Linked DNA regions of Homo sapiens: region 2 is linked to region 1. The links are chromatin loops, found by intact Hi-C in ENCODE. Cell type or tissue: K562. All regions are shown on one strand. Links, peaks and the distances in the headings refer to the core of each region. The heading gives the core; the rest is flanking DNA.

Region 1 (5,381 bases), core at 139-5,138:
TATGTATATTCAGGTCTGTAAAGCTAACAGTGTGACTTGGAGTGCTTCCTGCAGGTGATTCTGACTTGAGTATTTACATGGACCATGGTGATATCCAAAAGAAAAATGCTTTTTATATTTATAGATTATTTCATTGAACTATATATGAAATGGGTATCAATAAATGTATTTACTCCAAAATCAGCGTTTCTCCTTGCCTGAGGTATGGAGGGTGGTGGCGGAACGTTGGGTTGTCCCACTTTGCCGTTTTCTCATCCATTTCTTTTTCTTTTGCTGCTTCCTGTGGTTAATGTTTCTTATGTGTCAGAGCTTCAGGTTCTATCCCGATGTGGGAATTTCATGGCCTTGTGTCTAGGTATCTCCCCTGGCCCATTTCTGCTCTAGGGTAGTAAATCTAAGCTCAGGTGAAAATGTTTTTGGTTGGGTGTTTCATATACACAAATCTCACACATGGTGGGGAGTATCCTGGTCCTGGCATCATTAATGTGTTAATCCAACCTAAGAAGGAGTGAGGAGATGAGTGAAGTAAAACACACTTAAACAATTGTACCGATTCCAGCTTGTTTTCTGTTTCCTCCAGTTGCTGACATACTCATTGACTCACTCTTAAATGTCAGTTAAATAATTGTTTGTCTATACAAACAGGTTGGGTCTAAACTAATCAGAGAAAAATAGACATTAGTTTATCAGTGGGAGGAAGACAGATTGAAAGATCTTTAAATTTTGTAATTGGACTACTTTAGAAGCTGTTTTAATTCTGAAATGGAAATCACAGAAACAGCTTGAAAAAACTCTTGTGAAACTATCTAATCCTGTCTTCTTTTTCAGATTTTGGAAACAGGTGCAGAGGGATAAGGAGCCTTGTTGAGGCTGTAGCTAGGAAGACTGTATAACTTAAATTCCAGATACTGTTGAGAGTGGAAGGGATGCCATTAGTAAGGATGCCTGAGCAGCAGGTGTGAACTGGCACTGTTGAGGGTACACTAAGGGTGGCCAGCCTCATCATAGATCTAATTAGTGGCAAAACAGGGCTTGTCCTCCAGGCCTGGCAGCCCAGCGTGGCATGCCTTTACTTGCAGCCTCCGGCCTTAGGCTCCCATTGGTTAAATGGAGAGAATATTTCAAGATGCATGTGGTACATAGATGCCCAATAAATGTTATGTTTTCCTGTTACTGAAAATTATAAATTCAGTCAGTGATTAAGGAGAAGTCTTTAATTGTGAAATAGAAAGTAAATGTGAAAGGAGACAACTCAGGATGAAGAAAACGGAGAATAAAATGATCAGGGTTTTGCTTGAAATGTTTTGCATCCCAGTGGATGTTGATCTCTACCAGTCTACTTCAAAGAGAACTAGGACAGATGGTTAAAAAATACCTTAAAGTCTTAAGCAGCAAGGTATTTTAGCTATTTCACATACCACCACCTCTCCCATTCACATTCATATATACACACACATACATATATGCATGTATATAATATCTCAATATAGAATGCTGGAGGTATTTGGGAGTTAATTTACCTTCTACATCTTGAGTTCTGTGTGGAGAAATGATTTAAAAGATAAAATCAAGCATTGTTGGAGAAAGCACTGTGTGTGAATTTTGGACTTTGGTAAGGATCTCTATCCTTTGTTTTGCAAATGCTGAAAGCCCTTCCAGTTATTCAAAAGAGATTATTAGTACCACTGTTTTCCATCTAAGCTAGTAAGTAAGCTAGTTAGTTTAAATGCTCCCCCTGTCCCTCTTGGGGGTCCCAAAGGAACATAGTCTGTAAGGGGAATGTGGACAGCAGCTGGGCATAACTGGAGAGGTTTTTTTTTTTTTTTTTTTTTTGAGACAAAATTTCGCTCTTGTCACCCAGGCGGCTGGAGTGCAATGGCGCAATCTTGGCTCACCGCAACATCCACCTCCCGGATTCAAGCGATTCTCCTGCCTCAGGCTCCTGAGTAGCTGGGATTACAGGCATGCGCCACCACACCCGGCTAATTTTGTATTTTTTCGGTAGAGATGGGGTTTCTCCATTTTGGCCAGGCTGGTCTTGAACTCCCGACCTCAGGTGATCCACCTGCCTCGGCCTCCCAAAGTGCTGGGATTACAGGCATGAGCCACCGTGCCAGGTGAGTGTTATTTGTTAATAGTAACTTCCCGGAACGGTACATTAGGATACTTTGGATACAAATAACATCCAAGAAGGACTTGAAGGGAAAGCCAACCACCACTAATTATTTTAGGTGGTTTACGTGTATTACCTTGTAATCTTCACAACTCCTTGGGAAGTAGGTGTTATATTCCTATGTTACAGAAGGGGAAATAGATACAGAACGGCTCAATTGTAAAGTGGTAGAGTTAGAATGGGAACCCATGCAGTTTGATTCCATAACCTGCAGCCGCAAACTACCACTCGACCTTCCTTTCCTAGTAGGGAGGGCGAGTTTGCTCACTGGTGTGTTTTGAAAGAAAGAAAACAACAACAACAACAAAAGGATTCTATAGTTAAGTTTTGGAAACTTGCAATCTGTAGTCTCTCTTTGGAGATTTTCTACATACAGTCAAATATGAAAGGTTCTGAGAAGACCTGCAATAAGGAAGCCTGTTTACCTTGGTTTATATCCCATGTTCCTAGGTTTATTTGACACATTAAAGAAATGCATATTCATTCAATCAGTGTGTAATAAATTCACAGTTTTGAAATGTTTTCATGAGATTGGAAGTATGATTTTTACACTGTTTTCCAAGTATCTTAATACAACCATCACCAAACTGGTTTCTTGGATGGCTAGTTCAACACCTGTCTTTGTAGGTAGTGAGCAGGAAGCATATTTAACTACTCTGTAACATTTCCTCAGTATCTTTACTCATTTAAGCCAGATGTGCTGCGAAGCACAGGCAGCTTGTCTACCTTTTCAGCCTGTTTGGTGATGGTGTCCAAGTCCTTAGTGTATGGCCTCTAGGTGGCAGTGTTGTATTATCTAAACACAGCTTCTTGCTTTCTGGCTTCTGCATGTGTGCTCTGTCCTGAAAGTTTGTATTGCCCGTATCACCTAAGTGCACACCTAACTTAGAGATCCAAAAAATTCCTGAAGTATTTTCCCTAGGATAACATTCAGGACTGATTTGAGACATCTTATTGGAAGTGGAGCAGTTGATGATTTCCACTTTTTAGTGAGGGGTTGGGTAAAACGAAGGTCATTAACATCATTTGCTTTATGTATTACTAGTTACAAAAGGGCCTTAAGACAGCTGTAGCCACATTCCTATAGCAGGCAGAACTTCTTGCTTCCTCTTCTAATCCATCTGTTGTAAATGTGTGTGGTCTTCAAGACTCCATGGAAAGAAATGCCACATATTTGAATTAAAATATCTGTTTTCACCACTTTTCTTTGTGTCAAATGAGGTTTGTTGAAATTATTTCACACTTATGCTTGAGAGATAAAATATGGCAAAGGAAAAGGCTGCAGAACCTTATCCTTCCATGGGTACTTATTTTTCCTTTTTTTTTTTTTTTTGAGACAAGGTCTTGCTCTGTCATACAGGCTGGAGTGCAGTGGCACGATCATAGCTCCCTGCGACCTCAACCTCCCAGGCTCAAGCGATCCTCCTGCCTCAGCCTCCCGAATAGCTGGGACTACAGGCATGCACCACCATGCCTGGCTAATTTTCTTTTTAATGTAGAGATGAGGGTCTCTCCATGTTGCCCAGGCTGGTCTCAGACTCCTGGGATCAGGCAATCCTCCACTGCCTCAGCTTCCCAAAGTGCTGGGATTACAGGTGTGAGTCATTGCTCCCAGCTTGTTTTTCTTTCTTCTAGAGCCATGTAATTGCTTCACAATCCCCAGCTGTGACTTTGCTCTGCAAAGACAAATTTTAGTGTAAAAAGAACTAGATACACCAGTGCATCTTCAGACCTGTTTAAAATATAATTGAGAAAATTGCAAAGGACTGTTATAATGAGGAACTGAATGGCAGGAAACTAGTTGTTCCTCCCCACACTTGAAAATGCCAGTTACTACCAACGTGTTGCCCGCAAAGTGCTGCAACTTCCACTTTAAGATTCTTACACTTTAAAATGCATCTTTTGAACTGATCAAATATATATATTTGTTATTGTGTGTTTTGTTTTGAGATGGAGTCTCACTCTGTTGCCCAGGCTGGAGTGCAGTGGCGTGATCTCGGCTCACTGCAACCTCCACCTCCTGGATTCAAGTAGTTCTCCTGCCTCAGCCTTCTGAGTAGCTGGGATTACAGGCGTGCACCACCAGGCCTGGCTAATGTTTTGTGCTTTTAGTAGAGATGGGGTTTCACCATGTTGGCCAGGCTGGTCTCGAACTCTTAACTTCAAGTGATCTGCTCGCCTCGGCCTCCCAGAGTGCTGGGATTACAGGCGTGAGCCACCACACCCAGCCTGGACTGATAAAATATTAGAAGGCATGTGGGAGACAATTAATTTGGTTTATTACAAAGTAACCTGCCGAACAGACAGGAACTTGACTTAGAGAAATGGAATATTAATTTTCTACAATATTCTTTTTGCTTTTCTTTAAAAAAGAGGTGCTGGCACACACATTTTAGCAAATTGTGAATATTCCTTCCTTTCTTTCCATGGCCTCTCTCTTATCTCCATGCAAATTGGCATGCAAACTTTGTGTTCCAGGTAATGAGGCTCCAGACAGGGCCTATCTTTCTCTGAAAAGCAGTGCTGGCATGTTCTGTACTGAGGCTTTTTCCCAGAAAATGTACTGCCTCTACAGCTTTGGAAGATGAACTGAGAAATAACGCTTATAACCCTACCAAACATTTCTCGAATATCTGTCTTGACTTTGGAAAGGGAGCTATTGGCCATTTCCATGCTTGGAGGATTCTTTTCTTCTACTGCACTGTAGTTCTTCCTGGCTAGATGTCTAGCACGGAGGCTCCTTGGACTAGTTCCTCACATGACCCCTGTGGCAGTCTATTGATGGGAACGGGACAATTGAGAAAGGCAGGCAGGCTGTCTGGCAAAAAGAAACTCATTAGGGTCAGGGGCCACAGGATCTCCATGGAGATGTTCTCTGGACTACTAGAGTGTTGAGGCTGGATGAAGGGGAAGAGGGCTGAGCTAGAGATCGAATTGGCATACTGAGTGGGAGCAGGGTGGGGTGGGAGGCAGAACTGGGCCTTAGGGAGGGCCTTGGTCAGTCAATGGAAGGAAGACAGCTGGAACAGAAGTTAGAATGATTCATGCAGTGAGAAGGAAACCAGGTAGAAAGGGAGGAATGCTCACCACTGAAATGTCTCTTATTTGTTGAAATGAAATTAAGGTCTCTAATTTGTTCTTATCCTTCAGGTTTCTGTGCCTGGAATCTGGAAAAGGAGACAGATTCTCCTAGATTTTGCCTAGGAAT
Region 2 (5,381 bases), core at 89-5,088, 230 kb after region 1:
TCAGTGCTAAGGTGTCTCTGTTGGAGCTCTGGGCATCTATCCATAAAGACCAACTAATATTCTAATGTATTTTGTAGATTCTGAGGTATACACTTCTTCCCATTTTAGCATCTCTATAATCAGGATCCATCTTATCATCTTACAATTGCTGCTATTCAGACAGGGGTAGTGACACGGCCCCCAGAGGCTGCGCCTTCCCTTCACTGATGTGGTGATGCAGTTATGCTGGGAGACCTGGTCAGATGCCAGCAGGCAGGCCCCTGAAGGCCCATCAACAAAATATTTGATGACCATTTGGAAAAGGAAATAAGTTTTGTTTATTGTCTGAAACTTTTTGTTGACACATTCTGGGAAGATCAAGAAAAAGCTAGTGGCCAGTCATGGTGGCTCACGCCTGTAATCCCAGCACTTTGGGAGGAGGTTGAGGCGGGCAGATCATCTGAGATCAGGAGTTGGAGACCAGCCTGGCCAACATGGCGAAACCCCATCTCTACTTAAAAAAGAAACAAATGAGCCGGGCATGGTGGCGTGTGCCTGTAGTCCAAGCTACTTAGAGGTGGGAGGATCACTTGAGCCCAGGAGGTCAAGGCTGCAGTGAGCTGAGATCCAGCCACTGAACTCCAGCCTTGGTAAAAAGGTGAGACCCTGTCTCAAAAAAAAAAAAAAAAAAAAAAAAAGGTAGGAATAAGAGAATAATTGGAAGTTCCTAGCATAAAGAAAAGATAAATATTTAGGTGATAGATATCCCAGTTACCCCTGATTTGATTTTTACGCATTATATGAATATATCAAGTTATCACATGTACCCTGAAAATATGTACATCCATTATGTATCAGTAAAAATAAAAAAGGAACAGCCAGCACCACAAATGTAAAATGGGTATCAACAGCTCAGAAGAAAATCCCAGAGACAGGAGTGGAGCCCTCTTTGAAGAAACGCAGCATCATCTCCACTCTTGATGTCACTAATGATGATTCTATGCAGAAGGGCTGGGCTCCCAGCTAAACTCCACCCTTAAACATAGAACCCCGGCCCTAAGTGAAAATAGTTGACCGCGGTTTTCCACCCACACGTTGCCCATTTGTCCTGCCCCACCCCTATCCTGTGCCCATAAAAGCTCTGAGAGCAATACAAGCAGCTGAGCGTTGAGGATACAAGCGGCTGAGCGGTGAGCATAAAAGCAACTGAGCATCGGAGACTATGGATAGATGCTGATGACTTCAGATGGTGTGGCTTCAGGGAAAGATCACTTTCCTATCCCCTTTCCAGCTTCCCTTTCCGCTGAGAGCCACCCACTGCTCAATAAAGTCGTCCACATCCATCACCTTTCAAACAGTTTGTGTGACCTGATTCTTCCTGGACGCCAGACAAGAACCCGGGTGCCAAGAGGGCAGGGGCTGTCACCCTGACCCTCCACTGAGTTGGTTGGTACTTGGCCATCCCTGGACGGCAGAGCTGAAAGAACATTGGTTGTAACACGCTTGGACGCTGCTGCAGGGCCTGCACAGAGGCTGTTCCCGCCAGAGAGGAGCCACTGGCTGGTTGCTGTGGTTTCCACACTCTGGTTCCCTCCTGTGAGGAGTGGCCAGCGGCGGGCTGAGTGAAATGAGCCACTCCAGTTCTGGCCCACGAAGTGGGTCAAGGGAACTATCCTGTCTCAACTCCACGTGGAGAAACATGGACATTGGTGACTTTGAATTGAAAAGTGATGCGTAAGATTGGACCCTGAATGGGAAGGTTAGGAATATGGTAGCTAACTTACCGCACTTGTAACATTCCATGATATACAATGATTAAATAAGTATGAAAGAACACTTTCAATAAGTATAAAGTAAAAAAAAAAAAAATCTAACCAATGAGAAAGCATCGAGTTGCAGCATTTTTTCCTTTTTTAGTAGTCTATAAAACAGTGCCTTCCTTTACAATCAATCAATAACACCTGAGATTGGATGAAACGCAGGTAGCTGAATTCAGCTGAAGCAGCAGCCAGTAGGCCTAAATGAACTGACTTAAGTTTAAAGGAACCTGGGAGGTCAGGGAGAGAATGAACCTTCCCTGGCGATGGGCCCTGCAGTTATAAGTCTCCATAGATGGTCATTCTTCAGGAAAGTGAAGTTCTTTGTGTGAGCATGGCACGGAGGGGAAGCTACCAGCATTTTAAGAGGGGCAATTCTTTGTTATGTGGGAGTCTTCTGCGCATTACAGGATGTTACGCTTCTACCAAGTTCTGCAGTGCCTCCAAGACATTTGACAATGGACAGAGTCCCTGGAGGCCCCACATTCCAGACGCTCCCCTGGGGGCAGTACCACTCGGGTTGAGACCACCGGGCTACAAGATGCAGATGGTTTGATGCAGCCCTGCCCCCTGTTGGTGAATAGCACCAACGCCTCCCGGTCCATAGCCTCGGGTCCTCATCTTTCACGAAGGCGCAGCATGGCCAGGATGATTCCAGTCCCAGCGTGAGCACAGCCCTGGTGTGGAGGGGCTGGGGGCATCGTCTTGGGCATTTCTGCCTCCCCTGTCAGCCCCAGCCAACCTTCCTCTGCCCCAGGTCCGCTTTCCAGGAGTATTTTCTCTGCATTCCTCAAGGCAGCCTGGGAGAGAGAGGCACGGTCGCCTCCTTTTCATTTACATGGGGATTACTGGAGACCAGAAAAGTGCTTTAAAATGATATAATGTCTCTGCACCTCATCAAACCCTTCCCCTTCTACCAATTTCTGCCTGATTTACAGTTAATATTGCACACTCCCATCACCCTGCCGGAGAAGCGGTGATTATTTCTCCATTGCCATAAAGAATGTAAAGGAGATGGGAAAAATCAGGTGAATTCAGAGAAAGTTTAGTGTAAAAAAAAAAAGTACTGGGGGGAGGGGGTGTCAGGGAAGGCAGTATAATAACAGAAGCGAAAGTATTCCTGGAAACAATCTCAGAGTCAAGTGATTCCTCCAGGCCTCAAGACAGAGTCTGCAGGCATGGGCTGCTGCCCTGCTAGACCAGTGCACGGGGCCACGGTGGGGTGGACCTGATGGGGGGCCTTCCCTGGGTGCTCGTCTGCCCGGGGCTCTAGAGAAAAACAGACCCCACCCTAGAGCCAGCCCACCCCGAGAGAGGGCGAGAGCACTGGCCCATCCTCCCCACTGCCCACTTCCCAGGAATGTCTGGTGAGCATTTTGGCCTCAGGGCCTTTGGGATACAGAGGTGGCCCCTAAATTTGTAGTTCCTGGGTAGGGATTTGTTTGTTCGGCTTGATTTCTAATCTAATTTGGGTTCTGGGCTCAAATCCTGGCCCTGACAAGGACTGGCTGTGAGACCTTGGGTGGTCATTTCACATCTCTGTGCCTCTGTCTTCTCTTCTATAAAATGGGATAAACTGGCATGTGGTAAGTGCTAATAAAAAATGTAGCGCTGATTCTCTTTACCCATCGTTAGTCAGTCACTGATCATTAGCAGCAGCAGCATCGCTATTCCACAGCAGGTAAGTCTGTGAATTACCATTTTCTTTCCAGTTTGCCAATGATGGACTTTTGCTGATTTTACAATTAAGGAGCTGAGTATCACTTTTATTCTTCAGGGGAAAGAGATGCTCTGAGTCTCCCACATAATCCATCAGCCAAAGGAAATTAGGGAATCTGCTAGACTTAATTACTGCTACTGTAGTAACCTGGTATTTCAGCAATCTATTCCTACATGACAAACTATCCCAAAATGTAATGACTTAAAATACAACAATTCTGTTATTGCTCATGATTCTGCATTTGGGCAGGGCTTAGTGGGGAGAGTTGACCTCTGCTCTCTGTGTGTGCAGCTGAGGGCTGTGGCGCAGTTTGATTTAGGGTGTATATCTGGGGCCTTGGTTCTCACTGTTGGCTGAGTTTCTTGTTCCCCACATGATCTCTCAAGGTGATTAGCTTAGGCATCTTCACATAAGCAAGATGGCCTCAGTACAGTCTAACATCTTAGACAGTGGATGGCTTTCCCCAAAGCGTGTGTACTCAGGTGCGTGCGCGCGCGCGCACACACACACACACACACACACACACACACACACACTCCCAGAAACTGCCAGGACTTAAGGCCTAGGCTCAGAATTGGCACAGTGTCACATCCACCACATCCTATTGGTAAAAGGAGATTACAGGGCCAGCCCAGAATCAAGGTCATGGGTGTACACGAGGCATGAAAATCAGGTAGTTCATTGCAGGCCACTAAAGTAACCACAGCTAGGTCTTCGGTATAATTAGTTTTTTCCTTCTTCCACAACAGTTTAGATTTGCCTTTTCCCTTTCATGCTTATCCTTTATTGCACATGGATCTTTATTGGAAGTGACTTCAAATCAAACCATTTTATTTCTTCTGCTTTTTAAAAAAATTAGTCAAGAGAGTAAAAAGGAAGTCTGGGAGGTACGTGGGCATCCCTCTCTGTGTCTCTGGATTTCTGGGTCTCGGGCCCCTCTTCCCACTTTTGTGGCTGATATGTCCATTGATGAGCATCTCTCCCTGTCTCTAGGACCATCTTTATCTGTTCCCATCTCTGAGCCTCTCATCCTTGTCTCTCCGAGACTGTTGCTTTGATTCTCTCTTTGACTCTATATCTTTCTGTCTGTCTCTTTCTGTTCTGTGCACATTTTTCTTTGTCTTTATTTCTGCTAGTCTCTCTGTTTCTGTATCTGTCTCTGTCTCTCTCTCCCTATGACTCTTCTGTTTTTTCTCTCAATCTCCCACCATCACTGTTTTAGCCAGAGATATAGTCCTTTTATTGGTGTAAAATGTGGCCTTCTTACTAGTATTGTCAGAGAACTTCATGCTTTGTCTCTGGCCAATACTCCAGGGCCTTCCTGAGTAAGAGAGGCTCAGCCTCCAAGAGACCTTGTCTTGTGCCAAGAGAGTACCTAGGGATTCCTTTCCTTCCTCTCTTCTCAGCATCTGGGCCCTGGGGTCTGAGAACTGCCTGGGCCCCATAGCCTTGCCAAGACTGGGAAGTGCATGCCTCAGGCTCCAGCGGCCTCCCTTGGGAAGCAGGGGGGCTGGAGAGGAGGTGGTGAGTGGGGCAGGGCAAGGATAGAATGAGGGAAGTAGAGACAGAACTCCATGTCCCAGCATTTGAGGAGCTGTAAAAGGAAGAGGAATGTTTTGGTTACAGGGGAAATGATGTGCCCACTTCTGCAGTGCAGGTGCTGAGGACAGCCCTTGGGACAGAATAATGAGATGGAACAAACGTAGCTGTGCCTGTCCACTGCAGTACAGTGGGCTCCAGGAGGGTGGCAGCCTTGCTGGGCACACAGTGGGCCGTGAAATGCTGAATGACCCCACTTCCTAATAGCTAATGGGAACCGGTGACTTCAAGAGGTAGTGAGTAGCCCATCTCTGGAGTTATGCAAG

What was found. Hi-C counts contacts between places; a loop is a spot of excess contacts. Peaks named below come from ENCODE experiments on the same cell type or tissue, not always from the same donor. Only the 100,000 strongest peaks of a DNase experiment are listed, where the experiment ranks them.
Region 2: a loop joins it to region 1, with 7 times the contacts of the local background. A loop is called at or near these places in 17 of 110 quality-filtered maps.

The regions. Positions count from the first base shown.
Region 1 is chr1:38,832,997-38,838,377 of GRCh38, reverse strand. It overlaps RRAGC (Ras related GTP binding C), which reads left to right. Exons shown (of 7, transcript NM_022157.4): 7 at 1-180. Among named protein-coding and RNA genes, the nearest start is that of RRAGC, 24 kb to the left of the region's middle. In K562, for the core only: a CTCF peak has its summit at 2,958 (motif pointing right); a DNase peak (open chromatin) is centred at 2,937.
Region 2 is chr1:38,605,437-38,610,817 of GRCh38, reverse strand. No RefSeq gene overlaps it. Among named protein-coding and RNA genes, the nearest start is that of LINC01685, 130 kb to the right of the region's middle. RefSeq lists an enhancer at 1,980-2,769. In K562, for the core only: a CTCF peak has its summit at 2,367 (motif pointing left); a DNase peak (open chromatin) is centred at 2,377; H3K27me3 peaks cover 218 bases.